Linked DNA regions of Homo sapiens: region 2 is linked to region 1. A link is an interaction called in ENCODE POLR2A ChIA-PET data of the cell type or tissue named here. Cell type or tissue: HepG2. All regions are shown on one strand. Each heading gives the region's core, and the rest is flanking DNA. Links, peaks and the distances in the headings are about the cores only. Region 1 overlaps BCAR3 (BCAR3 adaptor protein, NSP family member). Region 2 overlaps CCDC18 (coiled-coil domain containing 18).

What was found. ChIA-PET counts read pairs that join two places held together with the same protein. Peaks named below come from ENCODE experiments on the same cell type or tissue, not always from the same donor. Only the 100,000 strongest peaks of a DNase experiment are listed, where the experiment ranks them.
Region 2: POLR2A ChIA-PET joins it to region 1 with 7 read pairs; 2 of 35 experiments call an interaction of 5 or more read pairs at or near these places.

Annotation. Positions count from the first base shown.
Region 1 is chr1:93,615,817-93,620,211 of GRCh38, reverse strand. The region is part of intron 3 of BCAR3 (BCAR3 adaptor protein, NSP family member); the gene reads left to right. Among named protein-coding and RNA genes, the nearest start is that of BCAR3-AS1, 26 kb to the right of the region's middle. RefSeq lists enhancers at 2,146-2,798, 4,106-4,395. In HepG2, for the core only: a CTCF peak has its summit at 533 (motif pointing right); DNase peaks (open chromatin) are centred at 1,881, 2,461 and 3,021; H3K4me3 peaks cover 495 bases.
Region 2 is chr1:93,273,439-93,277,833 of GRCh38, reverse strand. All of the region lies in intron 28 of CCDC18 (coiled-coil domain containing 18), which reads right to left. Among named protein-coding and RNA genes, the nearest start is that of CCDC18-AS1, 70 kb to the left of the region's middle. RefSeq lists an enhancer at 119-1,086. In HepG2, for the core only: no CTCF peak of the experiment used is centred there; DNase peaks (open chromatin) are centred at 1,743 and 2,133; H3K4me3 peaks cover 1,167 bases.

The DNA.
Region 1 (4,395 bases), core at 308-4,307:
CTGGGAGCCAGCCAGTGGTCAGTGGCTCATGGCATGGGTGGGTGTCCACTCTCTTCTCGTGGCTACAGGCGTGGTTCCTGTAGCCCAGCGTGTGGGTGGGCGTGTGCCCTGCGAGTACAGTGGGGAAGATGGGGTTTGTTGTCCCTTCTTTCGAAGGGGGAAGGAAGCTCATGTTTGTAGAGTGCCTACTATGTGTTGGGTGCCAGGCCCTCCATGTGATATCTCACTTGATGCTTACAATAACTTGGTAAGTCTGGGGAGGAAACTAAGGCTCAGAGAAGTTAATTAATTCCCCAAAGTCACCCAGCTAGCTAGTGGTGAAGACCAGAACCCATCCTGGCTCGCTCTCTAGCCTCCTACCTCCAGGGTGTGTTACAGAGCCATTTTGAAGACAAGCAGGTGTCTGTCTCACAGCTCAGTTTTGGAAGATGCCATTTTGCAGAGGTGCTTGTGAGACAGAGAACTGGCGCAGTGGAGGTGGGAGAGAGGCAGCTGTTCCTGGCTGGTAAGGCCTCCAGAGGGCCTCGCAGATGCCCGTCTGCCCATTTCTGCAGCACTCTGCATGGGAGGGACCTCTGAAGGGCTTTGTGGTCGTTGCCTATTAGTTGCTTACATAGCTCATGCCTACCAAAAGTGGATGGAAAGGGAAAGAGAAAAGTGTACAGCAAAGAAAACCCAGGAGCTGAGATGGCAGGAGAAGTAAGTGATTGCTCCAGGTGTAATTGCTTGCATAGTAAGTGTAGAAGAAAAGGAATCTTGGGAAGTAGGTGGTGAATCATCTTGGATGGATAAGACTCCAAGGGGTATATGGATGGGCTTCTAGTGGATACAAGAATCCCCTGAAGCAGAGGTGTCCAAGAGGGAGAATGGGTTCTTAGTTTCTGTTTCTGGTTGGGCCAGTAAAGCCCCTTCCTCATCCCTCTTTTCCACTTATCACTAGAGACAGAAACTAAAAACCATGGCTTTGGCTGGGCACAGTGGCTCACGCCTGTAATCCCAGCACTTTGGGAGGCCGAGGTGGGCGGATCACGAGGTCAGGAGATCGAGCCCATCCTGGCCAACATGGTGAAACCAAGTGTCTACTAAAATACAAAAAAAAAAAAAAAAAAAATTGGCGTGGTGGCATGTGCCTGTAGTCCCAGCTACTCGGGAGGCTGAGGCAGGAGAATTGCTCGAACCTGGGAGGCAGAGGTTGCAGTGAGCCAAGATCGCGCCACTGCACTCCAGCCTGGCGACAGAGCGAGATTCCGTCTCAGATTAAAAAAAAAAAAACAAAAAAAAAAAAAACCCACGGCTTCAGGCTGGTAAATGCCTAAAACAGAGCAAAACGGAACAACATAGTAAAGCGGATTGGACAAGTTCTAATTGTAAAGCATTGCAAGTATGTGTCTTTTGCTCTAGAAGGAGGGCCCATGACTTTCATAGAATCTCAGAGAAGGCCAAGATCATCAGATAGTGAGTCTGCCATTTGAGAGCTTGGGATTATGTCCTGTATGTATTCTTTCTTTTTCTTTTCTTTCTTTTTGCCTGAACGCTAAAAACAGAAAATTGAGCTTGTGTAATATAAGATTTCTGGGGTGACACCAGGAACTAGGTGGTAGTGGTAGAGAGGTGAATGGGGCAGAATTGTGTGTGATAGCGTAAGAAAGCAAAACAGGGCACAGTGCCTAATTTTGCTTCGCATTACTCAGTTATACAATTTTAATAGCTAGTTAGAGAAACAGAAATTGGTAAGGGAAGACAGAAGGCCCAGCAGAGAGAAATCTGCTGTGAAGACTGTACTTTAGTCTCTTTGTTTATGTGCTAGGCAGATCAATATTGCTTCCGGATAGAGACCATTTAACAGCCATACTCTTTCATCCCCTTGAGGAATCTGGGGAAACTGTTAGACCAGGATATGTACAGCACGCACTCCTAAATGTACTGTCTGTGTTCACCAGGGCAGGCGAACGTCTTGTCCACAGCAATACACAAAGGGGGCCAGAGGGCGCAGGCATTGTTGCCTGCCCTCCTCCCACTAAGTCTTGTTTGCATTCCCTTTCGGAGCAAGAAATCAATCAGATTTGCATATAGGGAAATGTGTAGAACTGTCTTTGGCAGCTTCTGTAGCTACTGAGCCTGGCTGGAAGAGGAGCTGACCTTTTGCACAAAGTCCTTTCCTCCTGTCCTCCCTGGTTTCCCAGCTCTCCTCCCTCAGGCCCTCTGGCTCTTTGTGGGAAGGTGTGTGAGCTGCTGGCTTATTTGTTCAGAATCAGGCAGAGATAGGGTGGGTGCTGGGGAAGTCTTGAGAAGCAAGGCTGCGGATCAACTTGCCCCTTTATCTGCCTAGGGCTTCCCAGGCACCTGCCACACTGCTCTCCACAGAGCCGAGTCTGCAGAGGCTGTCCTCACCGTGACGCCAGGCTGGTGCTGAGTGGGGCAAGGTCCAGGCTAATCATTGCCTACTTCCCAGGGCACCAGGAAAGATGGAGCTGGTTGCATCAGCCTCATGCCCTGGCTCATTAAAGCTGTCTTTGTTCAGCAAGAGCCAGATCACCTGGGTTTAGGGGAAGCAAAAAGCCAGAAAGCATTGATCTTTAGGGGAGAGGGAGTAGGATAAAGGGTCTTAGTAGTTGCCACAAGATGTTTTGAGCTGTTCTGATCACGATTACTGGTGTTCACCCCTGACCGATGTCCCTTTGGGCAGGAACAAGCCAGGCCTTGAAGCCTGGGGTGAGTCACTGTCCTCTAGCCATGGGCAGAGTCACTGTCCATGGGGCCGCTTGACAAAGCCCAAGAGTGCCTCAGTGTAAGGCTTGATGCCCTGATTCTGGGCTGCTTTGGGGAGGGTTTGGGGCTATGGGCAGTATTACGTTCCAGATGTGCTGAAACAGTGAAAAGCAGGTACCTAGCAGGCATATCTTTCTCCTGCCATCTCCCTCCATGCCCTGTTGGAGAGAGGGCCTACCTCACTGGGAGCCTGATCTTCTAGCAGGGACCGTGGTGCTTTGGGAAAAGGACTCTGCACTCACTCTCTTGGCCCTTCTCAGCTGAGGGGCTGCTGCCAACAGGAAGCATGTGTCTGCTGAATATGGCTGGCAGGCAGCTCCTGTTTCCATGGTTACTAAATAGGGCAGGTTAGTATTAGGGCTGCCCAAGGAAAAACTGGCATTGAGGGCAGTGCTTATGCAGGGGTCTTCCTCCGGCCTGCCTTAACCCCCTTTTTGAATTAGAGGGTGGGCAACATTTGGCCTGAGGTAATAGAGGTTTCCTTCAAGGACCCACCTGGCTTCCCAGCCATGGCTTTAATCACAAGTGTTTCCCTCGGTGCAAAGGAGTGAGCCTTCCAGGCAGCCAGAGAAGGGCGGTGGATGGGAGTTCACCCTGTAGGACCTTTTCCAGAGCTCAGAGCTGCCTGACTGGGCCCCTCCCTTCCTCAGTCCCTGGGAGTTCCTTAGAAATGCCCTCCCCTATCCCGAAAGGGGCATGGTGTTTAGAAAGCCCTGTATCCAAATTTGATGAGTCCCAAATCCCACACACCAGATCATCAGAAAGTGGCCCACTGCCCCAGGTCACAGCCCTTTCACGGGGCTGTGTGAGTAACAGGTTTAATTATAAGACATTAAAAAATCTATTTGTGTTTCTATGTGATCAGATACCAGATTCTGCAGTCTGAGGTTGGAGTCCCTAGCCCTTTGTTCTCTGCTGAGTGGTACACAGGTCTGGTCCTCTATTTCTTTGTAACTAGAATAATCATTGTGGGGAGAATGGGAGGAATTGATCAGCGTAAATAGGCAGCGTTTAAAAGCTTAACAAGTCAGTGAAGGGCACTTTGAGAATGTATGCAATTATCATCTTTAGTTACAAAAACAACACGTTATTTTAGTCTCTCTCCTTGACCGTTTCAGGAGAAAATTGATTAAAACCTTTGAGTGCTGCTTCAGAAATTATTTTTGGTGTGAAATAAAAATAAAAGATGCTTAGGAAACAGTTACCTAATAAGATTAGTCATTATTTAATCCCGGTGGAACAAATTCTTTGGGTATTTTGGAGATATTCTTAGAATAAACAGAGAAAACCTCAGGTAACAAGAGCTGTGATACCACAGTGACCTAAGTGTCTTTGGTTTTGTTTTTACCCTGGCTGTGGAGCACTTTATTCGTAATTCTATGTGATTTACATGTCTGAGTTATTTGCATATTACTTTCAGGAATGCATTTCATTCACGATTTCTGGGGGAAGGGTGTCTGGGCTTCGGAGTCTCTTGGCTGACTAATCTCACGAATTTCTGTGCAGGATTTCAGTCACTGCCCCCCTCCCTTTTCTCAGGCCTGGGATGGTGCCTGTCTAGCCTCTTGGGGAGGTTTTTAGCTTGAAGGAATCGTTATTTGCTCTCCAAGGAGAATACCAGGTGAA
Region 2 (4,395 bases), core at 240-4,239, 340 kb after region 1:
ATGATGAATAGCTACATGAAAAAATCAATGAAAAAGGAAGATTAAAAGAAGAAAAAAAGAGCAGACAGAGACAAAAGACAATTATGTGGGGAAAAGCAAGAGAGATCAGATTGTTACTGTGTCTGTGTAGAAAGAAGTAGACATAGGAGACTCCATTTTGTTATGTACTAAGAAAAATTCTTCTGCCTTGAGATTCTGTTAATCTATAACCTTACCCCCAACCCCGTGCTCTCTGAAACGTGTGCTGTGTCAACTCAGAGTTAAATGGATTGAGGGAGGTGCAAGATGTGCTTTGTTAAACAGATGCTTGAGGGCAGCATGCTCCTTAAGAGTCATCACCACTCCCTAATCTCAAGTACCCAGGGACACAAAAACTGCGGAAGGCCGCAGGGACCTCTGCCTAGGAAAGCCAGGTATTGTCCAAGGTTTCTCCCCATGTGATAGTCTGAAATATGGCCTCGTGGGAAGGGAAAGACCTGACCGTCCCCCAGCCCGACACCCGTAAAGGGTCTGTGCTGAGGAGGATTAGTAAAAGAGGAAGGAATGCCTCTTGCAGTTGAGACAAGAGGAAGGCATCTGTCTCCTGCCTGTCCCTGGGCAATGGAATGTCTCGGTATAAAACCCGATTGTATGCTCCATCTACTGAGATAGGGAAAAACCGCCTTAGGGCTGGAGGTGGGACCTGCGGGCAGCAATACTGCTTTGTAAAGCATTGAGATGTTTATGTGTATGCATATCTAAAAGCACAGCACTTAATCCTTTACATTGTCTATGATGCAAAGACCTTTGTTCACGTGTTTGTCTGCTGACCCTCTCCCCACAATTGTCTTGTGACCCTGACACATCCCCCTCTTTGAGAAACACCCACAGATGATCAATAAATACTAAGGGAACTCAGAGGCTGGCGGGATCCTCCATATGCTGAACCCTGGTTCCCCGGGTCCCCTTATTTCTTTCTCTATACTTTGTCTCTGTGTCTTTTTCTTTTCCAAATCTCTTGTCCCACCTTACGAGAAACACCCACAGGTGTGTAGGGGCAACCCACCCCTACACAATTATTTGCATATAAAAGCAGTTTAACATAAAGTAGAAAAATAGAGGAAAAAGGCCCAGGGGATTTAAAAAAATATGGGCCAAATTTTCTTGTCATACCTTCATCTTTACTGAGGGTGTGAATTTGAAAATATTATCATGTCTCTAGGTATTACCTGTACTCCTGGTTTAACATTTTTTTTTCATCTTTGTTTTCCCTATAGCTAATTTCCTAATTTCTTATTTTTCATCTTACTGCATGATATATGTACCATATCTTGAAAACTACTTACAAATAAGAGAAATAGAAGTAATAACTTTTTATAAATTCCTAATAAATGGTGAATTAGCTAATTAATCAGTATTCACAACACTTCCACTGCTCTAATCCAAAACAGGATTAGAATAGGAGTTAATATGAAGTCTCTGAACTTGCTGATATTGTGTTCTAAATTGTGTACAGGTGTAATTTTTTGAGTTCTGAAGCTTTTGTTAGTCTGAAAGCAGAATACTTCAGTGTTAAGAGGCTTTACTCTCAATGGAAGTGCCAACGTACTTAACCATTAGGAAAATAGTATTTGGGCTGCAACACAAGGGAGCTAACACTTATTAAACACTTCTCATGTATCGGTTTCCACATTCTTTTCATTGTACCAGTGGACTTTAAAACTGCACTTTTCTGAAGCAGAGCTGGATTTAGGCCAGCTGATACCCTCTGCACAGCCCAACAATGGCGCCTCCTGGCCCTACCACTGCTTTAAAAAATTGCTTAAGAGTCCTTTAGACGAATCAGCTGATGAGTCAAATGCTATCCAGACCCAGGTAGCTGGTTTTGAAACTCACACCATGTGTAAAGAAACAAATGTAATACCTGATGACACTTTCAAATCAAACTTTTAAACTTTTGTCACTCATCATACCAAAGAAAATGATTTTTTAATAGTGCAGATTAAATTTGAACTGGCAGATAAAGACAGTTACTAAAAATTCTACTAAAGTCAAGTGTGGCAGTGAACGAATTAAGAGGATGATAGCTAGGGCAAACAACTCTGTGGCATTCCCCTTAGTCCCCTATGCTCCTGCTTATTTTCCTTAATGATTAATCCAGGGCTGCTCTGGAGCTTTTGCATGAGCAGCCATGAGTAGATTTAAGTAACTGGGTAAAGGTCAGACATATCCTACCCCCAATCAGATAAACTACCTTTGAATCTATTTGACATACTGGATTTCTTTATTTAAATAATAATTTATTTGGTTTAAAAGAGTTTTAAAATCCTGCTTTTAAATAGGAGACCAATGCAATGTCATACTTAAGTGGCAGGTGAAATAAGCCGAGGACCTGAACTAGGCTACAGATCATGGCTCTACATCCCAATTTAAAATGTCTCTTTCAGGCCAGGTGCGGTGGCTCACGCCTGTCATCTCAGCACTTTGGGAGGCCAAGGTGGGTAGATCACTTGGGGCCAGGAGTTTGAGACCAGCTTGGCCAACATGGTGAAACCCCATCTCTACTAAAAAATGCAAAAATTAGCCAGGCATGGTGACACACGCCTGTAATCCCAGCTACTTAGGGGGCTGAGGTATGAGAATTGCTTGAACCTGGGAAGCGGAGGTTGCAGTGAGCTCTCGTGCCACTACACTCCAGCCTGGGTGACAGCACAAGACTCTGCCTCAAAAAAATAAAAATACATCTCTTTCATTAAATTTTACAGAGTAGTATATATTTATTAATGCAACATACATATAAATGACTATGAGGTGGTCACTACCACAGGTAATGCAACTGAGGCTCATGCGCTGTAGGAGTTCCATGTGAGCTTAAAGTTATGAGTATTGACAGTGGTCAATGCATTTAAAACTCAGTAGAGTATCATTGACAATCAAGAAAACTATGTTTATACAGAATATAACTTTGATAGGATTTTAAGAATCCAATCTTTAAGTTTAACAATAGGCTACGTTTGTTTGTTTTGTTTAGAGATGGGTTCTTGCTGCATTGCATGATAATAGCTCACTGCAGCCTCGAACTGGGCTCAAGCAATCCTCCCACCTCAGCTTCCAAGTAGCTAGGACTACAGATGTGCGCCACCATGCCCAGCTAGTTTTTCATTTTATTTTTCTGTAGAGATCGGGTCTTGCTATGTTGCCCAGGCTGTCCTTGAAATCCTAGTCTCAAGTAATCCTCCTGCTTGGCCTCCCAAAGTGTTGGGATTAAAGGTGTGAGGCACCTTGCCCGGCCAGTATTTTGAATATTTTAATTTGGCATTGATCTTCAATGATAATTGAATAGGTGAAATGACTTGAAAAATTCAAATATATATTGCAAAAACCTACAGAGTAAGAAATTATTCTATCTGTTATGTAGTAACTTTTAACTCCTACTATTTATTTATTTATTTAGAGATGGAGTCTCGCTCTGTCACCCAGGCTGGAGTGCTGTGGCGCAGTCTCGGCTCACTGCAACCTCTGCCTCCCGGGTTCAAGCAATTCTCCACCTCAGCCTCCTGAGCAGCTGGGATTACAGGTGCGCACCACCATGCCCAGCTAATTTTTGTGTTTTTAGTAGAGATGGGGTTTTGCCCTCTTGGCCAGGCTGGTCTTGAACTCCTGACCTCGTGATCCACCTGCCTCAGCCTCCCAAAGTGCTGGGATTACAGGCGTGAGCCACCGCGCCTGGCTAACTCCTACTCTTAATCCTTAATTGGCTAAGCAACTGCAAGACCAAACTATGTAATTAGACATACTGAAGAAAATACCAATACAATTATGTAAAGATTATATATAGTGGTTAAGAGCAGGGACTCAGTTTCCTCATATCATAAGGATAATAATAGTACCCACTACAGTAGAACTATTAGGTACTATTATTTGGTACTATTCAGATAATAGTACCTATCAGGGGGTTGTTATAAGGATTAAATGAGTTAATTTATGTAAAGGATTTGCTTGACATACAGTAAAGGCTATGTATTGTTATGATCACAGTCTGTCACTGTACTTATCAAATTTATCCTGCATAAATTAGGTGCGATTTTTACCAAAAAGAGAGTCTTGCATATCTATGACTGCAAGGGTCACTGGAGTAGAGCAGAGGTTCTTAAAGGGTGCAGTACCATCCTCTACAGAACATTCTAGAAATTTGTGATGGTACTTTTTGTTTGTCATTGTGATAGGGGAGAAAGGGACATGCTGCTGCTGATATACAACAGGCAGAAACAAATGATGCCAGATGTCCTGTATCTTGCACGGTTGTTCCACATGACAGAACTATCTGGCTGGCAATTCTACTAGACTTTGCTAGTCTGTTTATGCTTTCCTACTCTCCAAAGTAAGTAACCATTTCACATACCTTCCCTGTTCTTA